Regions from separate parts of the Homo sapiens genome. Here region 2 is linked to region 1. The links are chromatin loops, found by intact Hi-C in ENCODE. Cell type or tissue: IMR-90. All regions are shown on one strand. Links, peaks and the distances in the headings refer to the core of each region. The heading gives the core; the rest is flanking DNA.

Region 1 (11,968 bases), core at 2,408-10,407:
AAAAGTGATTATTTTCCTATCAACATTTAACTTTTATTACTAATATAAATTTATCGACTACAAATATTACTGATATACTTTCTGACACAATAATTATTTGTTCTCATCAATAAGTTGGTAGCCTAATCTCATACATAGGAATTAACGTTCTGTGTCACCAGTGTTTACCATATCACATGGAGGTTCTTCAGACATTTACTAAATGTATAGACATACACTAAGATGTTTTCAAACAGTGCTATGGGAACTCAGTGTTCCATTGAGGTGTTAGTCCTAATTGTTAACATAATAATCAAAATGTTTAAAACCCACTATCCTACATGTTTTGTACCTTTGTTTCCATCAACTAGTAAGCTACACGCTTCTCTTTTTCCTGTATTTTCATTTCCATATTCTCATTCACTAGTTAACCTACCCATGGAATCCTGATTTTTCTCAATTTTCCTCTTTCTCCAACAGTCACACTGGTTGCTCTCAGGTACCTTTGGCCATCTTTGGTAACTCATATTCTTACACTTACACACATACTCCTACACATATTTGTGAGTCTCCATTCTCTTGCATAATGCTGCCAGGTAGCATCCTCCTTTTTTGATATTTGTGTTGCAGGTTGCAACTGAGGCCAGTATTGTATGAGCAGTAAAATGAATTTACAAAGACAGTTGTAGGTAAAGAAAGGCAGTTTCATTAGAGACAGTATGAAAATACATTGCAAGGAAGCAATGGGCAAGTCAGCAAGAGAGGAGCTGACTGCAAGGACACAAAGGCTTGCTGGAGATTTTATAGGATGGTGCTTCTGCTTTGTGCTAAAGAGGGCTCTATGCAGTACTGATAACACCAAGGTTGCAGTGAGCTAACTTGCATTTTTCCATCAGCTGAGGGTCTTGTGATAACTGGGCACAAGAAGACTATGTGTTCTGGACTATGTAGAAAGGCAGACTTAAAACTTATCTGCTTTCTCATTTTGCTTTCCCTTTGTCCCACCAGCCCAACTACTTCTCCCTAATTTAGGACTTCACAATTTGTATTAGTCACTGAGACCTGCACTACATATATTAAAGCAGCTAATAATAATCAGTGGTGTCAGCAAGATCAATGAAGGGCAATTATGAATAAGACAAGAGAAAAGTAGTGGTGAGAAAAAATTACAACTAGAATGTTGGTTGACTAGTCCCTTTCATCCCTTGTACTTACTTTGACATGAAGATGCTTTCTCTGCTGAAATCTGCTCTATATCCATCTATGCACAGTGCCCCTATTTACATTAGCTCTTACATATTCCCTAAAAGACTTAAAGATTAAGAGAGTTTGGCTGCCTTTACAATTCTTACTTTGTTGCAATATCACTTAATTTTGTAGCATTTAAACTGCATTGAGTTACAGCAATAATAAAGTCTCCAACCATCCTATTCAGTCTGTGCTTTAAATGAGGTTAAATTTCTACTAGACCATCTTTGAAATATTACACCCATGTATAAAATGAGGCGTTTGTATTTTAAAACGTAATTCTGTTGGGAAATATTAAGACCCAATTTTTTTCAAAAACATTGTCAACTGCACCTAAGTTTTATACTTAAAAGAGTGGAGAAATTAAAAGGTCATAATTATTGATAATATAAGTAAGGACAAATCACATATTGCATATAGCAGATACTCCTAATCATTGGTGAAGCATTAGCACACATATTTAAATCATATTACACTTGAAAACTCAAATTATTTTGTAAACATATCAGGGAACCCAAAAGGTCAAGTGTTGTTTTTGCCTTATAACTATTATAATTCAAGGACTGAGAGGAATGATATATGTCATGTGATCTGGATGACACACAATCTCATCTTGACATCTTCAAAAGGACCACTAACCAAAAGAATATCCCTGTTACAGAACATTCATTAATACAAGTATATCATCTTTACACAAAACCTATGAGAACATTCATACTTACTCACTTATAAAATATCACTCTTTCACTACTAGGCCCCCACAGGCCCTTGGAAATTCAGTGGAAATCTGAGTTTCTTACATTTTTTTTCTCTTCTACAGCAAATTTTTATTTTATAAAAGCCTTTTCATTTTAAAGCCTGTTTTTATTTTACATTCAAAATACAATCAGATATGTGGGTGAAAAGAGATAAACGTGTTGATGGGAAGCTTTAGTGATAAAGATAGAAATGGCATTTTACATTTTTTGTTTGAAAACAGAATAACAAAGATTGTAAAACCTGTCAAGAAAGAAATGTAGAATGAAGCATGTTTGGTAAATAAGTTTGTATACATGATGACAAAATTAATATCTGGAAATTTGAAAACAGTTATTTTGTTGATTCTTCCACATTGTGGCAATAACAGGCTTGATATTCCCTTCTCTTTAAATAGATAATCCTTTTCTTGATTCCCCCAGGGAAATCAATATTAGGATAATACATTGAAATACAGATGTATATTTCAGTGATGAGATATGCTTGCAAAAATAATTGGTATTTATTATTAGTTATATATAAAATCTTAGTTCACTAGTATCCATTTCCTTGATTTAATGAAAAATATTTTGCTGTGGGCATTGTCTTCACAAAGGGACATGGTCTTGTCCATGGCCTAAGATTTTATCTGCCAAAGTTTGCATGTTGAGACTTCCTCATATGTTAGCCACATAGTAGGATACAGACTGTTTCTGGTATTTTCATCACCTTTTCCTTGTAGATTACCCCCCAAAATCAGCAACTTCAGCCATCCAGATCACGCACCTTCTGAAAAGAACCAAAGTTGCCCTAAAGTACAATTAATAAAGACATCTGGATTAGTATTTCCTTCTAGAGAGCTAAAATATTCCCATAGTACTTTTCCTGATTATTCCATGTGATATATATTTAGAATTTGCTCTTTGTGATGAAGAGATTTTTATGTTCCAAAATCAACTTTTCTCCAAGGTAGTTTGCTATTGTCCAATATAAACTTTTAAACACACACACACACACACACACGCACACACACAGACACCAATATCCATACTTAAAATATTGTTTAAAGTTTCTGTTACCTTTGCAAAGCAGATTTGGGATTATTTTTACCAGCTATTTCCAACCACCTATTAGAGTACCTAATATGGTTTGGCTGTGTCCCCAACCAAATCTCACCTTGAAGTGTAATAATCCCCACATGTCAAGAGCCGGGCCAGGTAGAGATAAGTGAGTTATGGGGGTAGTTTCCCCATACTGTTCTCGTGGTAGTGAATAAGTCTTACATGATCTGATGCGTTATAAATTAAAGTTCCCCCGCACAAGCTCTCTTGTAAGACATCCCTTGCTCTTCCACCATAATTGTGAGGCCATCCCTGCCATGTGGGACTGTGAATCAATTAGACCTCTTTCCTTTATAAATTACCTAGCCTTGGGTATGTCTTTATTAGCAGCGAGAGAACAGACCGATGCAGTGCCCATGTTAAATTTTCAGGTAAGAAATTTGCAACTGTGGGAAGGTTTCCCAGAATGGTAAAATTAGACACATAACCAGATCACTATTTCCTAACATGGTTACCTTTGGCTATATTTCCCTCAGAAAGGAATCTGTTGAGACCATTTGAGGACATTAAAAGAAGAGATTAAATTTTAGCCAGACACAAGTTTTCTCCAGGAGACATCAAGTTTTATATAGTCCCTTACTGATAATTTATGACAGTTTCCTCCATGATTTAATATCTCCATTCCATGAGACATGGCCTGGTTGCTGAAACCTAAACTACCTTCAATTATCAATGTGTTAGGCCTAGAAACTCCATATGTATATAAACACATGCCCACACACATATGTATATATGTGCATATGTATGCATCTGTTTCTGGAGTTGTAACGTGCTTTCTATATATGTAGTTAGTATATCAGTGATGATGAGATTTAATTTCTGGTTTATCTGAGACTTCATAATAACCAGTAATATTTTACTGACATTCAATTATGCCTTAAAGTGAACTCAGTAGAACTAGTATTTCGGTGAATAAGTCATAGAATCGGGCCCACTTTGAATCTTTACCGCTTACTAGCAGTATTGTAGAGTTAAGAATTTAAGTTACCACTTCAATATGGAGAGAAAATATATCTGCTTCACTTCTGTACCTCATTGACATATAGTAATGAATCAAATTTTAACTTTTTCTCTAATTATATCTTATCCTTTCATTTTTAAGTTTCTTTTGATTTCCAACAATTCCTATTCTGAAAGTATAATTGACAGTTTAAATTTCCAAGTCCTATTAAGGCTGTTTTACCCACACTTTTCCTTTTTAAGACGACATCTTGGAATAAGATGGCATGGATGTCACCATGAGATTGGGGTTAGTGGTTATCTTTGTCTCATGCTGGTCCTTGGGTGGCTCTCCACTGGCTGTGTGGAGGCTGGTATACCCTAAGATGAGGATAGTCTGTTCATATCCACAAGCATCCTACTAGTATGCATTAATGAGTTCTGTCCTCCTGGCCTAGCCACAATCCTATAGCTTTCCCTCGATGACTTATTCTCACTGAGGCCCAAGGAACTTTTCCTGAATCATGACTGCAGGATAAATGAACCTTCTCAGTAGCCCTTAATATTCAAGATCCTTTGCTCCCACAGTGATAGCTACTAGATGTTCAGCTACTTTTTTATACTCTCTTCTAGAAAATGTAGGAATCTGTGGGTTCCTGTAAGGGTATATGGCTACAGTACAGCTTAGGAATGCCTTCCCGTGTTCATTTATTCTTTCTCTGCTCTTTCTCTGTCATCTCCGTATTGGCACATGACAGTGTGCACGACCATTTCTTCCCAGGTGGCCAAATGGTGGACAAGGATAAACTATCCTTGATTTCAGCTTTCTCTCTAAACCTATTCAATAAGCTTTCCTACTCTAAGAACACAGTTTGGAAAGAGGCATTTCAGATACAGAGTCCCATATCTCTGATTTCTTTCATCTTATGTGCTTTGATGGACAGAAAGTGCAAGCTTCACATTTTCTCTTCCTGTCTAGTGTAATATTTACTTCTTTCTAAAGTTTCTTAAAGTATATAATGTCTTATGGGGCAATGAAAGAAACTAGATCTCTTGGGTTAAATTTCCAAGGAACCAGGATCTGATGTGGAAATATGTATGGAAGAGAGTTACTCGGGAGTCCTCTCAGGGAGAAAATTCAACATCTACTACTAACAACAAAAAAAGGAAAGAAGGACATCAAAATAGTAAGAGAAGGAAACTTCCTCAAACTCAAAAAATGCCATCCATAAAACTCAAAAATAAGAAGAGAAGGAAATCAAAATGAGAAGCAAACTTCCTTAAACTATAAAAGGGCATCCATAAATCATATATCTGGCATCATGCTTAATTTGGAAATAGTATGTTCCTCTGAGGTGATGAACAAGTCACGATATCAACTATCTCCAGTTCTAGTGCACAGTGTGCTGCAGATTTAAATTTGTAGGGTAAAACTAAATAAGTAAAATAAAATAAAATGCATCCAGATTAAAAAACAGAAGAAATAAAATGCAGATCCATGTTCCATGTACAGGAAGCACAAGATTTCAATATTGACCCTTACCTCACACCACATTCTATAATTAATTTGCAATGGATCATATAGTACCTGTAAAACATTAAAAATTTTCTAGAAGGAAATATTTGCAGCCTTGTATAGGCAAAGATTTCTAAGGGCACCTAAGAACAAAACATAAAAGAAACTTCGATAAAATGATTATTATCAAAATTAAAATTTTTTCTCCTATAAAAGTCATATTAACAAGTCTGCAATAGAATGGGAAAACTATTATATATATAAAAATATATAAAGCGTTATATCCAGAACATATAAAGAACTCTTACAACTCAATAGGAAAAAGTCTAGTAACTCAAGAACGTTACTATGTCTCACTAGGTCAAGCTCCTCATGACCACAGATTTAAGGAAATGTATAGTTGCTTAAATGTTTATAAGTAAATGTGTTATAGTAATCATTCCACTAATTCTATCTCTTTGCATAAAATTCACAGTTTACAAACCAAATAAAGTAAATTAAAGTTAGTTTTGCAATAACTGAATTATAGAGGATTAAGAATTGTCATTTTTCATTTGGAAGGGAAACTTCAGAATTTAATTTTTTTTTTACATGTCATATATGTGTGCTAGAACAAAAGGAGATCTGGGAGGTGGGAGGTTCTTACTATTTCCATGACTGTGCGTAGGTTAAAATTTAAACCTTTTAATTAAGGCCATGTCTCCTAATGGGCCAGAATTTTACAAGTGTAACAGTTTAAGGGATTTTGAGACAATTTTGCTGAATCCCAAGTAAGTACTGGCTCCATGAGTTTTCCTTCCTGCTCCTGCCATCCTCGACACTACAGGTTTACTGACTCCCCCTTTTTAGGGGAAATATTAATGTACTAAGCCGCTGGTAATTTCAGTGAAATAATACCTTTTTCACAACATATAATTTGGTTAGGCTGATTGAAGTCTTGAAACGCACTGAGTGGCATATGTGCTAAAAGACCAGGGGATGATATGTAGATTGTGATCTCTAGGCAGCTTGCCTTGAATAGCAATGAAAGGAACAGTAATGAGATTCCACGGGTACCTTGATCTGGATCTTGTCTTTTAATGATAGGCCACATTGGTTCTTCTTACTACTTAGCTTAGCCAATGCTAATCCAGTTTGTGGAGACAGTGGGGACAGAACATTTCAGATCTTCGTATGGGCTCTATTCTCTTATTTGTAACATTCTGGGTGGGGGAATATAACATGTAACCACTGGAGGACAGCAGAGAGCCAGGAGCAGATGCAGTGGTGCCTTGCATGGACACATTTGGAGTAGCAGTTGATGCAGTAGTCTGTAGCCAGTTATCACACCCCTGAACCAGGCTCCAACTTAATTGGAGAAAAGAAAAATACTTAAGTGCTATCCATAAAAGAGACTTAGAATGTAGTCCTCTAGCGTATCACGTCATTGGTATAAAATTTTGGATACTAAATGGAACAAGTAATACATAGAAATGGAAATGGTAAATGCTTCAGAATCAAACAAGTATTAATCTATTTAACACGTGTGTGTGTGTGTTTGTGTGTGTGTCTGTGAGATTTTAAACACCACTGCATTCAGACTAGCCAACAAACATTTCTTGAGTGGCTGCTATAAACCATGTACTCAGCTGGAATTTGTAAATAAGAAGATATAATGAAGTTCAGAAAAAGTTTTGAACAGAGAACTGCCATTATAAAAGGAATGTTTAAGGCAAATTCTCAAGGATGTAGAGACATGGCCTATAAATAACTTTAGCCCTAATTTAGACAGGAGTAGTAGAATGTGAAGATGTTATCACAATGCCAGTATTTAACAGAAAATAGGAGAGGTAAAGATAGACAATGAGACCTAATTGGAAAGGATTAAATGAATTGGAAGGTAAAGTATGAGAAGCATATCAAAATCAATACCATAAAATGCATCTAAGACATAAGGAGAGTGAGGCTAGGAAAACAAACAAACTAAAATTTTAAAATTCTGGACTTATTTCTAATGTTATTGGAATAATTAAATACTATTCCAGAAAAATTGAATCAGTAAATTCAAGAGGGCAAAACAAGGGTATATCACTTTTTAAACTAAGAGTGGGAGGAAAGAGAATAAAAGTAAAAGCTGACAACTACGGTTTCACAAGTTTGAAATTGAAAGAAGAGAAATAAGATTGCAAAGGGGGTAACATTTTTAGAAGAGAAAGAGAAAATGTATGAAACTTAGATCCAATCATTGATATGTGTCAAATACTTCAAAAAGTAAATTTTAATTTGTTTTAGAAATAGCAATAGCTAAAACTAAAACCAAAACAGAAACACAAATCATTTTCTGTTTGAAGCCATAAACAACACATTGGAAACTTGTGATAAAAAATCATCCATATAGATTCATATTATAATGAAGATCTTCTAGTACTTTCAATATCTCACTGGACAGAATCCAAAATGAGCCTACATTAAACGGAGTTTTGGGCTGTTACGGTTTACAGTAACAAGAAGAATTTCACTTCCTAATTGTGTTTGGTGAGTTGGATGTAGCCCAAGTAAGAAATGTGTTGGTGGAGTGCCTGTGTTCATTTCATTAGGCTGCTAGGAGATGTTATAAAAATGACATATTACATTTATATACAAGTGTTTTTTCCACAGAGCTCTAAGCACTGTATCTTTCTCTGAAAGTTCTGCATACTTATTAACAAGTACAATACTCTTGAGGGGAGAAGGTTATAGATATTATTTCTCTTTTTTGCTGGCAAGGGTACAAAGAAGCAATGTAATGTGTTCACAGAGACAGAGACAAAGACACAGCAAGACAGTACTTGATTAGCTTAACCTGTATTTATGAGACATAATTAGCGTGCCTAGTATCTGCAGGAAATGTGGCAACTAGATTGAAGAACTACCACATCCACCAATGTGAGCAAGCTATGGGAAGAAAAGATTATGTGCTCACAACTTCTGTAATACAAAACTTTATCAAAGGAAAAATCTTATGAGATCTATGCTGACCAAATAGAGTAAAAAACTGGAGTATTTAAGCAAGCATCATGATATACCAATTTCTATACACACACACGCATACATTATATATATATATAAAGTTCTGGGACACATGTGCAGAACGTGCAGGTTTGTTACATAGGTATACATGTGCCATGGTGGTTTGCTGCACCTATCAACTAGTCATCTACATTAGGTATTTCTCCTAATGCTACTACTCCTCCAGACCTCCATCCCCCAACAGGCATCAGTGTGTGATGTTCCCCTCCCTGTGTCTGTGTGTTCTCATTGGTTCAACTCCCACCTATGAGAACATGCAGTGTTTGGTTTTCTGTTCCTGGATACACCAATCTCTATGCATATCTTTTCCGGACTTTGTAACTAGAAAACATATAATGAAAGTCTAAGGAAGGGTTTGAAAAGGAAACTGGCATGAAAAGAAATAATTGAAGCAAATTCTCATGGATGTAAAGAAACAAACTGTTAATAATTTTAGTTTTAATTTGGACATGGTAGAAGGGTAGGCCTTCTTTGGGTTTAGGTTAACTAGTTTCAGTTATCAAATATGTTTTTAAAATGTATGTGTTGATTTTTTTCCCAGGAGCACAAAGAAGGTAGAAAAAGTTCATAAAATGATTGAATGGATTTGGAAACTCTTATATTCCCATTGTCTACACGTTTAATTATCAGGAAAAAAATATGTGTACAAATTCTGGATTATATTATAGATTTGGGAAAGAAAATCAAATACGAAAAGTAACATTTTATGCTTTTGGCAAACCAACTAGGTATTTAGTGTTTATTGTTTCAAGGTAGCTTCAATAGCGAGAAAGTCTCAGTGTCTTAATTCGCTGAAGTCCAGACATTCAGTAACTCCTTTGCCTAATCAAAATAAGTCAGGATTTATTTCAAGTAATATTTTTCATCAAGCTTTGATGTTCAAGAAAGGGATAGTCAACTTTAGAATAAAATCTACTTTATACTCAGTACTTAAATTTTGTATTACAATACTCAGTCTTTTCTTGGAAATTTCATTAACTTTTCTCTTAAAATCAACTTTCTATACTTTGATCATTCTGTGAGTATTATTCTAGATAAATCTATACCTATTTATTACAGTAACAGAGGCTATGATGATAAGATATGGAACCATCAAATTTTAAACAAAAGCAATGCTTGTGATGTAAAGAAGAGTCTTAAAAATCAAACAGTTAAATGAAACATGGTAACGTGCATGATAGGATATTACACAGCTATTTGGAAAATATGTCTCGCTACATTCTTTATGTAATGGAAGTGAATCTGATATAGTATTTAACAAAAAAGTAATATACATAATAGTGCCTACAATATGATCTAAATATTTATAGAAAAATGCACTAACAAGTTAACTTTTTAAACTGATTGATGAACTTATTGGTGATTTTTATATCTTCATTATAACGTGTGATGCATTTTCAAAAATTTCCAAATGAGCTTGTATTACTTTGTCAGGAAAATATGAAATAAAAGTTTCATATTTACATTAACAAAAAAATCAAACTGAGATATGCAAAAGAAAAATAATGCTGGCCTGGCATGCTGGCTCATGCCCAAAATGCCAGCACTCTGGGAGGCCAAGGCAGGTTGATCACTTTAGGTCAGGAGTTTGAGACAAGCCTGGCCAACATGCCAAAGCCCCATGTCTACTACAAGCACAAAAAATTAGCTGGGCATGGTGGTGCATACCTGTAATCCCAGCTACTCGGGAGGCTGAAGAATGGGGATCACTTGAGCCGAGATTGCACCACTGCAGTCCAGCATGGGTGACAGACTGAGAGAGGCAGGGAAGGAAGGAAGGAATGAAGGGAGGGAGGGAGGGAGGGAGTGGGGGAGGGAGGGAAGCAAGGAAGGAAAGAAAGGGAGGGAGGGGGAAGAAAGAGAGAGAAAGAAAGAAAGGAAAGAAAGAAAGAAAAAAGAAAGAAAGAAAGAAAGAAAGAAAGGAAAGAAAGAAAGAAAAAAGAAAGAAAGAAAAGGAGAAAAGAAAAAAGGAAAGGAAAGGAAAGGAAAGAAAGAGGGAGGAAGGGAGGAAGGAAGGAAGAAGAAAGAACAAGAAAGAAAAAAGAGACAGAGAGAGGGAGGGAGGAAGGAAATAAATCTGTGTTTGAGAACTATGATCTTTTTATCACTAATACCTTGGGATAAAACAAAGAATCATTTTGTGTGTTTCAGTGTTTGATAGTGTTGTGCTTCCAGCTTTAATATAATTCAGTTATGGCTTCCTTAATAGTATCAAACTGTTTTCTAAGTCACTAAAAAAAAAAAAAAAAAAAAAAACAAGTATTTAGTATAAAACGTTATTCAGGATCCAGACCTCCAATAAAACATTTTGAAGCATATATGGCAAATTATATCAATTGTGGCTATTGAAAGAGTGAAGTTGACTGTCATAGTGGCCAAAATCATTGACTCAATAGGCTAATAGTACTATCAAGATCTTCCAAAAAATTCTGCTGTTATAAGTCTCACTCTATTAATGTAGTTTATTTGCTTACTAAATGAATGTACAAATGGGTAAGCAAGATTTAATGCTGATTCTTTAGACCAAAAAAAAAAAAAAAGAGTTCAATTATTTTTCTGGAAGCAAAGCACACACAACCAAACAAATACCAAAAGTAGTCATTCAATTCTATCTTTGCATTAAAAAGGAGCTTTTGAATTTTATGCAATTTGGAAAAAAAAATGTCATATGTTCAGAAGAGAAATCCTCTGTATTCTCTGTTAATGAGAGACATTTTAATCGAAATGTTTTTCATAAAGTTCATCTAAATTAATAATCACAATATATTAAAGTATCCTTAAAGGTGGGAATTACATAGTTTTTAATATTTGATATTAATTAGTGATAACAGGCACTCTTACCTATGAAATCGTTACTGTGAATAAGAAACTACCAAGGGCTACGTGGCTTAATTGATATTCAGATACTCATCTACTTTTAAATGTTTTATAAAATTTCAAAATTTAAAATGTTTCAAAGTTCATCTTTTTGACCAAAAAGTTAAATTATAGAATTTCGTTTTGTGTAGAGATTAGGAAATATGCTATTTAGTCATCAGAAGAATACCATCGGTATGAAATACTTTGTAGTGTTAAGTACTATTTGTTATTAAATATACATTTTCAAAGACACATGTTGATTTATTCTCAGGTGCTCAGACAAGAAGGTAGAAAAAGATAATTTTTAAAATTTGAATGGATTTGGCAACTCCTATTTTTCCCATCAGTCTAAATGCTTACTTACCTTATTCATCCATAAACTGTCTTCATTCAGAAATCCCATGTTAAATACTGTGTTAAGTTCTCAAAATAGCTTCTCCCTGATTCTTCAGGATAAAAGGTATATTGCAGATGTCATCTCCATGGCAGATTTCCTGTCTATTAAACCCATCAAATGAAATCC
Region 2 (11,968 bases), core at 2,537-10,536, 550 kb after region 1:
CCTACATGTAGTCTTCCCTGCTTAACTTCTCCAACAAAGATCTTTATGATTATGGAGATTATATCAGACCAAGAAATAGGATTTGACTTTGAGTGTTACAGAGGGAAAGCCCAGTTTCCTGTGAAGCACTAGCTAATATTGCTTTCTAAGTCAAAACTTTAGTGTAAGTTAAAAAAAGCACTCAGGGGTAACTCCCTGCCACAAACGTTGGGCACACAGCCAGGGCACTGTGCTATTAGCCTCGGGGTGAGCCCAGATTCCCAGAACATGCAAGTCAGCATTTTTCATCCAACGATAGAGGTGTCCTGCTGAAATCTAAAATAGAAGAAACAGGTCTACCAATCTCTGCAAGCAAGGATGTTAATTAGTTTTTTTTTTTTCCCCCAGAAGAATGTTTTCATCTTTCATAAAGCATTATGGTCACTAGATAAATGTAATCATTTATAATCATAAAGTACATAAGCTAAGGTCTATATGCCTCCTTTTTTTTCCCTTTGCTTTATATACAGAAAATTCCATATACGATAATATTAGGTTGGTGCAAAATTAATTGCAGATTTTGCCATTAAAAATGGGCCATATTAAAAGTAATGGCAAAATAGTAAAAGTAGCGGCAAAATGTTAAAAAGTAATTGTAAAAACCACAATTAATTTTGTACCAATCAAATATGTAATGGTAATTTTAACCTACTTGGTCATATCAAATTTTTTGTTATTTAGAAACAGTCTTTCTAGCTGCCTAGTTTTATTCAAAAATTCTGTGCCTAATTTATTGCCACTCCCTTCTTCACAATACAGTAATTACATGCAATTTGTAATGAGTTTATCAAAGGAAAGCACAGCTAGCAACAGGAAATGGGACATTTTTATGTAAGCCTAGCAGTTCAGGTGCCCTTAATAGGTAGCAGGAAGAATAAATACTGATAAAGTGTAACTTAGATCTAATTCATTCTTAGCTGAAACTTTCATTAATAACAATGCCAGTCTTACAGTTAGATTTACAAACTAACTGTAAGAAGTTGAAATATAACCTCCCATAGTACTCTGAAGGCTGTGTCTCTTTACTACCCCACTGAGACAAATTAATTGTTCCCTTTCTCTTAATATTGGTCCTGTAGGCCTGGATGCAAATGCATGCCTTCACACAATCTGTTTACCACAGCTATTTTATCTCAGAATACAGAAATGTCTGCTGCCAGATCAAATCTAAGAGAAGTATATGGTTACTTAACAATATTTTTCACTTTCTAACCCTAGTTCTGTTGCCATGCAGGTATGATTTAGATTGACTTATCAATTAAGTTATGTAACTGCTTGAAATTAACATTATGTGTGTCAATGTTGTGATTACAATCTTCAAACTACTGGTTTCACAGACTGACAGATGGGATAATTTTAGCAAAGCCTCACCTTCTTATTCTATTGAATATGGTTCCTACTCATTGTCTAGGGTAGAGGTTGACATTACAGTTCACTCTAAAGTAGGAATCCTCTGAGCTCACAAGAACACCAAAAGCAGCATTAGGAAGCCTCCCAAAAGATGACATCTATTGTGTTGCCTACACAACAACAACAGAAAGAAAACCTTGAGTGTAGAGAAGAGAAGCATCCAAGAAACTATACAGGACAAAGGAAAAGCCTAATAAAAACTGAAGCCCAAAGGAAAGATTCAGGTCAAGAAATAACATGCACCTGACTTCAAATTATACTACAAGCCTACAGTAATCAAAACAGCATGGTACTGGTACCAAAACAGATATATAAACCAATGGAACAAAACAGAGACCTCAGAAATAACACCACACATCTACAACCATCAGATCTTTGACAAACCTGACAGAAACAAGCAATGGGGAAATGATATCCTATTCAATAAATGGTGGTAGAAAAACTGGTTAGCCATATGCAGAAAACTGAAACTGGACCACTTCCTTACACCTTATACAAAAATCAACTCAAGATGGATTCAAGACTTTAATGTAAAACCCCAAACCATAAAAACCCTAAAAGAAAACCTAGGCAATATCTAGGCATGGGCAAAGACTTCATGACGAAAACACCAAAAGCAATGGCAACAAAAGTCAAAATTGAGAAATGGGATCCAATTAAACTAAAAAGCTTCGGCATAGCAAAAGAAACTATCCTCAGAGTGAACAGGCAACCTACAGAATGGGAGAAAATTTTTGCGATCCATCCATCTGACAAAGATCTAATATCCAGAATCTACAAAGATTGTAAACAAATTTACAAGAAAAAAATAACCCCATCAAAAAGTGGGCGAAGGATCTGAACAGACACTTCCTAAAGAAGACATTCATGCAGCCAACAAAAATATGAAAAGAAGCCCAACATCACTGGTCATTAGAGAAATGCAAATCAAAACCACAGTGAGATTCCATCTCATGCCATTCAGAGTGGCAATTATTAAAAAGTCAAGAAACAATAGAGACTGGCGACACAATGGAGAAATAGGAATGCATTTACACTGTTGATGGGAATTTAAATTAGTTCAGCCATTGTGGAAGACAGTGTGGCGATTCCTCAAGGATCTAGAATCAGAAATACCATTTGATCAAGCAATCCCATTACAGGGTATACACTCAAAGGAATATAAATCATTCTACTATAAAGACACATGCACATGTATGTTTATTGAAGTACTATTTCCAATAGCAGTCATGGAGCCAATACAAATGCCCATCAATGATAGACTAGATAAAGAAAATGTGGTACATATACACCATGGAATACTCTGCAACCATGAAAAGAATGAGATCATGTCCTTTGCAAGGACATGGATGAAGCTGGAAGCCATCATCTTCAGCAAACTAACTCAGGAACAGAAAACCAAACACCACATGTTCTCACTCATAAGGGGGAGTTGAACATTGAGAACACATGGACACAGGGAGGGGGAACACCACACACCAGGGCCTGTCGGTGGGTGGGTGTTGAGGGGAGGAAACTTAGAGGATGGGTCAACAGGTGCAGCAAACCACCATGGCACACGTATACCTATGTAACAAACTTGCACGTTCTGCACATGTATCCCAGAGTTTAAAGTAAAATTTTTAAAAAATTGTAAAAAAAAAAAAGCATACACTGGGAAGGCTTATATGTCAACCCATGATCACCCATTGGCAATTAATTCTGGGTATTTTGTCAGATATGACACCAGTGCAGAGGAGTTTGGTAGGATTATGAAAAAACAAATCTCCACTGGTTTTGGAGCTGAGAACTATGGAATGATTGGAATAGATTTTCAGGTAGATGGCTTTAGCAATTATAAGGTAATAATAATAATAGTAGCTAACATAGGCCAAGCACAGTGGCTCAGACCTGTAATGCCAACACTACATTGATACAGGAGGATTGCTTGAAGCCAGGAGTTCAAGACCAGCCTGGGCAACAAAGCAAGACCTTGTCTTTACATAACTTTTTTTTTTTTTTTTTTTTTTTTTTTTGAGACGGAGTCTCGCTTTGTCGCCCAGGCCGGACTGCGGACTGCAGTGGCACAATCTCGGCTCACTGCAAGCTCCGCTTCCCGGGTTCACGCCATTCTCCTGCCTCAGCCTCCCGAGTAGCTGGGACTACAGGCGCCCGCCACCGTGCCCGGCTAATTTTTTGTATTTTTAGTAGAGACGGGGTTTCACCTTGTTAGCCAGGATGGTCTCGATCTCCTGACCTCATGATCCACCCGCCTCGGCCTCCCAAAGTGCTGGGATTACAGGCGTGAGCCACTGCGCCCGGCCTCTACATAACATTTTTTAAAAAATTAGTTGGGCATAGCAGTGTGTACCTTTAGACCCGGCTACTAGGAAAGCTGAAGCAGGAAGATAGCTTGAGTCCAGGAGTTCAAGGTTGCAGTGAGCCATGAACACACCACTTCACCCCAGCCTGAGACAGAGTAAGATCCTATCTCTAAAGATAATAATATTAATAATAATAATTAGCATATATTGAGCTCTTTCTCTGTGCTACAACTCATAAATACTTTAGCAGAGAAAAGAATTGAAACTATTAAATTACACATATAATAAATACATAGCACAAAAAGAACTAGCAAATATAAAACTCATAAGGTTCTGTTTGACTTTACAGTGTTCCTGAAATTGAAAGTAGGGACCATCCCAAACTAGTCCACTGCTCCATGAGAATTGATCCGGTAAAATCATTGACATATCCATAGAAAGGAAAATCCAGAGTAAAAAACTAAGGTAGTTTGGGATGAGACAGCCCTCAAATATCCCTTCCTTTATCCATTAATTGCTTAAAATGCCTACCATATGTTATTCTTCTGAATGTTGGCCTGGAAATTCTCAAAAAAATACTGATCCATTATATGAGTTAAGATAATATACAAACAAACAGGCCGGATGCAGTGGCTCACGCCTGTAATCCCAGCACTTTGGGAGGCCAAGGCAGGCGGATCAGGAAGTCAGGAGTTCGAGACCAGCCTGGCGAAACCCCGTGTCTACTAAAAATACAAAAAAAAAAAATTAGCCAGGTGTGGTGTTGGGCACCTGTAATCCCAGCTACTCGGGAGGCGGAGGCAGGAGAATACTTGAACCTAGGAGGCGGAGGTTGCAGTGAGCCAAGATTGCGCCATTGCACTCCAGCCCAGGAGACAGTGTAAGACTCCATCTCAGAAAAGAGGAAAAAAAAAAAAAAAGATAGTGTACAAAGAAATGATCTGCTAAACAACTTCTGAACACGGGGCCTGGAAAGCATAAAAGACAGCAGATATATTTGGGGAGAGTTGCGGGGTTGAGGGCAACTCTCCAGCATGGCTTACTGACCTGGGAAGGAAGTCTGCTTTTCTGTGGGCAAAGCAGACTCCAGAGACTGTGAGGAAAACTTCACCTGATTCATAGCTGAAGAGGCTATAATTCCTTTTGTTAATATCCAGCAATATGTTTTGGTCTTGAACATGTGAGGCTTCACATGTGCATGTGTGTGCATATTCATACATGGAAAATGTATGGGGAGAAACAAATGTGGAGGCAGACGCAGATGCCAGATTCCTAGCCCTCATCAAATGGGACTTCTTCAGCCACACAGTCATCATTTCTACCACTGGCTACACACTTAGGTTTTCTGAGGATTTCTGAATATCTGTGATCATCTGTGGCTATTCATTTTCCATGACCCATTTAATTGAAAGGTGGTGTGGTTACTGTTTTTCTTTTAGGAAAGCAGAGATTATTGCCCTGAAGTCTCTGGAAATTAGCCACAGCTTGCAAATTTGGAACACCCAAAGCAAGCTTGATGAATTATCCCCAGTGTAATATCCCCAGCGCTTCTGCCAGAAGAAAGGCTTGGCAGTGTGAGAGAATTGATGCAGCTCTAGTTTCTGTTGTACCAGCTGCAAAGTGGACTTCGCCCCTTCTACCAAAACACAGAGTAAAATGATCACTTTTGAAAAAATATTTGAGATGACGGGGGAAAAAATGTCCTTGGGATTGTTTGTCAGATGCTGGGCTGGTTGGTGTTAAGCATAATTGTGAAGAAATGAAGGGACTTTGGTTAAGTACCCCAAGTTTCCTCAGTATCTTAGTACTTTGCTACTGCTGGTGCCCCTTTCGGTTATTCATTCATCCATGAGCAACTGTCACACATGACATTCACCTGCCGAAGATGCACCTTAAGCTCAAGATTTAGTTGCTGGTGATGGCATTGTCCCTTTTTGATAGAATATTGAAAGACAACAGCATTGATCAGCAGGTTCTGGGTGGTTAGTTGGTGGTTCTGGGATCCACTTACTCCATCTACTGGTCAAATATATCCAGTCTAGAAAAGGCTATTTCCCTTGGCTGTGGACAGTGGATACAGCTCTAAATAAACATCTTCAATGGTAGGTTTCATTCCTGGGTCACTCGGTGATCTTACCAGTGAATTATCTGTGGGTACTCATATCACTGGGAACAGGAATTTGAGGCCTGGAAATTTGACATGAAATGTGTGATCATTTCTGAAGTCATCTAACTCAAAGTAGAGACCTACAGAGAAGAGACAACTTAGTCATCTTTAAATTATGAAGACTTAAAGCTATGGCATAGTACCTTAAATTCTGGTCAGTATTGATCTGCAGCTAATGATGATGTCACCTCCACAAATCAGACATGGGTGCTTTACAGAGCTACTTACAGGCAACTTCTGGCCCTGACTTAGCCTTAGCTCTCTTGCCCAACCCCCCTACACACACATGCTTTGTTGCCCTAAATTTATGAATCTACACATAGGACTCCTCAACTAAGTCTACATGTGGCTGATAGCAGAAGGCAGCACTGTTGCACAAACAGGAACTCTGAGTTCAAGCAATACTCTGCCCAAGAATTTGAAATTGTTGATGCAGAAAGAGAAAAGAGCAAGCAAGAAGAAAGAAAAGAAAAGAAGAAGAGTCTTCACTTGTTAATGCTCCATCTTGCTTTCTTTGAGGTGCTCCTAATGCCTTCAGAAGGCAGCAGATTTATAGATCTGAAGAGAAACAACAGGATCCCTGATGCCTTCAAGATATTGCATCTCGGCCAGGCATGGTGGCTCACATCTGTAATCCCAGGAGTTTGGGAGGACCACACAGACACGTTGCAAGGTCAGGAGATACAGACCATCCTGGCCAACATGGCGAAGCCCCGTCTCTACTAAAAATACAAAAATTAGCTGGGTATGGTGGCATACACCTGTAGTCCCAGCTACATGGGAGGCTGAGGCAGGAGAATCGCTTGAACCCGGGAGGCAGAGGTTGCAGTGAGCCAAGATCGCACCACTGCATTCCAGCCTGTCGACAAAGCGAGACTTGTCTCAGGAAAAAAAAAAAAAAAAAAGATATTGCATCTCTTCTGTTTAGCACCTGGAAATAAGTAACAGATAAGTCGCCAGAATGAGGAACTATGACTTAAAAGTCTTCCCTTAGATTAACTGGGATTTATGTCTCTTTCTCTGTCTCTCTCTCTGGGCCATATTGAAATCCTTTTCCTCCTCTTCCTCTCTTCATTGCTTATTTAAATTACATAAAATCTTTATGGATTTTTCAAACCAAGACAAATACAGTGCATTGGAGAATATATTATGAACAATTGAAAATGTTTTATTTATGCTCTAAATATATTTTGTTCATCAAATTTGGATTAGGTATAGAATTATGATATTATGTGGGCATTAACTAGTGATGCTGTTCCCTATTTTATTCATGCATCATCTTTTATGTTTTTAGTGTGTGACAGACACATCACTTCACTGTTCACATCTTCAGAAAAATTATTTTGCTTTATTTCTAAAGTGATCCGGATTCTGTATCACTCCCATGAAATAAAAGAGGACCCTAGAACCTGGGTTTTTCATCTACCTCTTTGCTGAATCCAGCCCCTTAAGGATGACTGATTTTGTCCAAGTCCAGATTTCCAGAAGTTCTTTTTTGGCCCTGATAGTCCAAACCATTTGAAATACCTTCAGGATCCATTCATTTCACTTCCATAACTTCACAGGGTCTGCTGCTCTGCTTTTCTCATTGTCCCTGAGGGATTCTTTTCTGGCTTGTGTTTCTCTTCCCACCACCTAAACATGAAAATCTTCCAAGATGCCTTTTTCAACCACTTAGCATGCCTCCAAGTATCTTTCCTTTGCTAAATTTCCACATAATGACTATCACTTCAGCATTGATGACTTTCCCATCTATACCTTTAGCTCTAATCATTTTTGTAAACTTCAGGTCTACATTTTTAGCTGTCTATTGGAAAAGCCCAACATTTTGAAGTCCTACTGGCTTCTCAAAAAGACAAATAAAATGTCAAAAACTAAACTGAATTTAAAAGTTCCACTATCATTAGAAAACTTTATAGGAAGAACTAGTGTAGTTATGTTAAAGGTGCCAACGTACATGAGTTTCAGATCTCATGAGTATGCACAGTAAAATAATTAAAAGGAAGAGATGAGCAAGGTTGTTGTGAGATGACTGGAGAGATGCCCACTAGCTCCATGCCCCACAGTGGGTCCTCAGCCAATGGCAGCCATTCATTTTATCACTGAACTTGACATAACAATTATTTCTAGACTGGAAAGACAAAGACCTACTTCAGAATGGCCTGGCTTTTCCAAAGGTGATATACCACTAGAAAATGAGGGTCTTGATAAAATCTAGCAAGGACTATGTCCTGTGTAAGTTATCCCTCATCTTCTTTTATAATTGCATGTAGCCTTATGATGTTAATGATACCTTATATACATAACCATTCTGTATTCTGTACATGACAAAAAGGTAAAGGTCAACAGGCCTTCCAAGAAGTAAACTGAGTGGGAGTGAGAATAAAGAGAGAGCTGATGAGAAGCAATTCAGAAGAGTAGGGAATCTAAAGGTCAGAAACCATTTCCCAGTGTGGGTGCAGAAATGACAATAAGTGCTTCAATTACTCAGCATTCATTAGATAATACTGAATTTCTGGTGAAACAGGAAATTCATTTGCATTTCAGATTTACCCCTTCTCCACCTTTCATTTTACAGCAAGAGCCCTTTTAAGATGACTTAATGGGCCTTTCTCCCCCCTTAAAATTCCGAAGAAAGCATATACACTACATTCAGTAGTGACTAACACTTTCTTAATTATCCCTTCAATTTCTTGAAATCAAATGTGATTTGGTTGGGTCCTGTTTAAAAGTCATGCCAGTCTATTCAAAAGACAAGCACTGGATGATCCCCTTGAAACCTTTAGAAACTGAAGTCACTACTTGTAGAAGATTAAGACCTTGAGCCCAAATGCAAAGAGCTATGAGTTCAGTGAAAATCCAGCCAGCAGGTATCTTCTTCCTGCTGTGTTAATAAAGCTCTTGTTTCAGGCACTCATCTGCAGCTCTTCATACCCTTCTCTTATAGCATCAATTCCCAAGAGCATTAGTTGTCAGGCCCTCTTGCTACATGATATTTAAATAGGTACTGTATATGTTTTCCTTACTGGAGCCATAGCTGATTGGTAATTCATAATTTAAACCCTCCCCAAAGATAGATAGATGTTTAAAAGGCACTGTCTAGGCCTCAGTTTACTAAAGCAGAATTAGATTAGATTAGAACTAGCAAATATACATTCTCTCACCTGCCAACTCATCTGCCAACTCAGATCAATCAATAGAGGCTGCCTGGAGATTTGAGAGCTGTGGATACAGAGGCAATATTAAGTAGTAGGCACTTGATGATGTCATAAGTCAATCTGTATTTCCCTAGTCCATTTCCTCTGCCACTGTCTTAGCTACTTCAGTCAAGCCTTCTTCTCCCCATTCAGATGTCCAGTGCCTCCCCTCCTGTGTCTTACTGTCAGCTGATGATCTTGCTTTGCTTCCTGTCTCCCTGAGAAAATAGAAGCAATCAGAAGAGACTCTCCGCAGACTCCCATGACCACATCTACCCATGGGCCAGCGTCTATCACTCTATACTCTGTCTTCCTAAGTGTTACTATCCTGTCCTGAGGCACCATCATCCTTTGCCGGGAACCACAGTAGCCTCCCTGGTAGCACCCTTATCTCTACAATCTGTTCTCCACAGAGTAGCTAGAGTGATCCTGTAAAGTATAAGTCAAGTTATATCCCTTCTCTGCTCAAAATCCTCCAGTGGCTCCCTATTTCCCTCAGAAGTCCTTTCAAGAGTCTACATGGCCCATGTGATCTGGCCCCACCAACCACTTCCCCTCACTCTACTCTTAACTCTCACCTTTCCTCCAGGATCATTTTTCTCCAGCCATAGAAATGTCCTTAAACCTTACACAGGTGAGGCGCTCCTGTCTTAGCACATATGTGTACTGTCTGGACTGTCTTTGCCCCTGCCTCCCCTTCAAATAATCCAGATGGCTAACTTGCTCATTTCCTCACACTCTTTTCTCAAATGTCACATTCTCAGAAAGGCCTACCTTGATGATCCTATTTCAGATTTCAACTGCCATCTCTCACCTCATTACTCCTCATCTCCCTAGCTTTCCTGTACTCTTTCCATAGCACATCTAGCATACTAAATACTTTAATTATTATATATTACATGCACCTGTCTCATCTCAAGGACAGGACAAGGATTTTTTTTTTCTTCTTTTGTTTCACTGATCTGTAGCTAGTTCTCAGAACAGTGTCTGGCATATAATTGGTATTTGTAAATAATTACTGAATTTGTAAATAATTACTAAATGAATGATGTCTGACATCTGGACTAAACCATCTCAAAGGCCTCCAAATTTGACATTCTTGGATTCTTTTCCCTTGAAAAGTAAGCATTTATTGGTGCTCAGTGTTCTGAATTCTTTAAAGTGCATTAAAGCCTAAATGGATACATGAGAGGAGAAGGAAAAAAAGGACACTAATTGCCCTCTGGTTTCTCATTTCAACTCTTGTTTGCTTTGCATTGTGGTAAGAAGAGGAGACTGCTGAGAGCCCCAAGGATTCCTCTGGTGCCCAAATTTGGCAACTCTTTCCTGTTTATAGGATCATAGAGCAGAGTTGATTGATGTGCCAAAGAGAAAACCATTACCCTCTATATAATTTTACCTCCAAGTATTGTAACCAAAATCTCTGGACGATGCCTAGAAAAAAGGGAGTTCCTGTTGGATTCTCAGACAAGCTGCCCTCCCTCTTACACACATGGCCCAGAATCTCTCTCCATTCCCTCCCCTTCCTGCCCAGTGATACCTGAAAGACTAATATTCAGGGAGTATGCATCTGACTTCAGATTGACTCTCCAGTGATTTAGAAGTACCTAGTGATTCCTAAGAGAAATTCAAGCAGTTATCTGTCATGTGTATATCTGAGATTTTAGATCTGTTTTTGCAAAAAGCATTTGATGAGGAGAGGAGGTGGGCCTTTGGAACCTTGACTATGGAAAGAGAGCTGGAACTAGAAAGCAAGAGGCCCAGAGAGAAACTTGAGGAATTTTCTTCAGTGCTCACTGGACTGAGGCATAATTTGAGTTCTTTCTACAAGCTGGACACTACTAACACCCTTTATTTTTCCTGCGCCTAACTTCTTCCTTCATGTTCTCATCTCATTCCTTGGCTGTAGGTGTCAGAGGTGAATATACATGTATGTAACAGTTATCTTTGATAGCTTGGTTTACAAGAAGAGAGGAAGCTCTTGCAGTGCTGTGGCTGTGAAGGAGGTCTGGTTCACGGACCCTAAGGTTACTTCAATCTGCCCAACTTCCCAGAGCTGCAGCATACTTTGAATATGTGCAGCCCTAGCACATATTTTGGTGCCTTATTTTAGAAAACACTCTAAGTAAAACAGGTTCCAAACTGGTGGGAGCCCCAAAGGGTAACACTCTAGAAATACTAAAAAAAGGGAAAGGGTAGTTGTTTCACCAACTTAACACATTTTCTAGCCCTGGCACTACACACCGTTAAACCAAATATTCCAGAAGACATGATTCCCATTATATGACTTAGAAACTTGGAGCCAGAATCTGTAATATGGGGACATTATGCCCATATTTTTTAAGCAATCATTTTATATTATTTTCATCTTCTTAATGTGGATTTGTTTAATATAAAAATATATTTTGTGTAGCATTTAAAGTCATTTCGAGTAGTTATATTGAAAACCCAAGGTTAAAAAAATATTTTATTATACCTTGGATCACTTTTTTTTTATGAAACTGTAATCATGAGTTCTGTAGAACTTATTCAAGAAATAGAACCCAACATTTGTATAGGAAAAATGAGAAAGTTATAGATAAGACCATCCAATATATTGCCATTCAGAAAGCCAGTATCTTTGTCATTCTCCCTAAGGGCATTGTTCATGTAAAAGGATAAAATCACACTGCTTCGGGGATAATGGGAAGGTGTCTGGCCAGCTGAAAATTGCTCCCAGTGGATGGAACATATCACTTGGAAAAAAAGGCCCTAGGAAATAAAGTAGATGTAGGAGTCACATCATCTTTAATTGAACCTAAGACAGCATTGATTGTATATACCATTATTTTATGTATCACTAACCAAGAAAA

What was found. A loop is a pair of places that touch in the nucleus more often than their neighbours do. Peaks named below come from ENCODE experiments on the same cell type or tissue, not always from the same donor. Only the 100,000 strongest peaks of a DNase experiment are listed, where the experiment ranks them.
Region 2: a loop joins it to region 1, with 8 times the contacts of the local background. A loop is called at or near these places in 2 of 110 quality-filtered maps.

What each region holds. Positions count from the first base shown.
Region 1 is chr2:40,755,061-40,767,028 of GRCh38, reverse strand. LINC01794 (long intergenic non-protein coding RNA 1794) reads right to left here. Exons shown (of 4, transcript NR_183396.1): 3 at 11,810-11,891; 4 at 2,071-2,772. All of the region lies in intron 2 of LOC105374497 (a long non-coding RNA gene), which reads left to right. Among named protein-coding and RNA genes, the nearest start is that of LINC01794, 15 kb to the right of the region's middle. In IMR-90, for the core only: a CTCF peak has its summit at 6,772; a DNase peak (open chromatin) is centred at 6,788.
Region 2 is chr2:40,207,140-40,219,107 of GRCh38, reverse strand. All of the region lies in intron 2 of SLC8A1 (solute carrier family 8 member A1), which reads left to right. All of the region lies in intron 3 of SLC8A1-AS1 (SLC8A1 antisense RNA 1), which reads right to left. Among named protein-coding and RNA genes, the nearest start is that of SLC8A1, 240 kb to the left of the region's middle. RefSeq lists an enhancer at 8,068-8,662. In IMR-90, for the core only: a CTCF peak has its summit at 5,780 (motif pointing left); a DNase peak (open chromatin) is centred at 5,867; H3K27ac peaks cover 161 bases.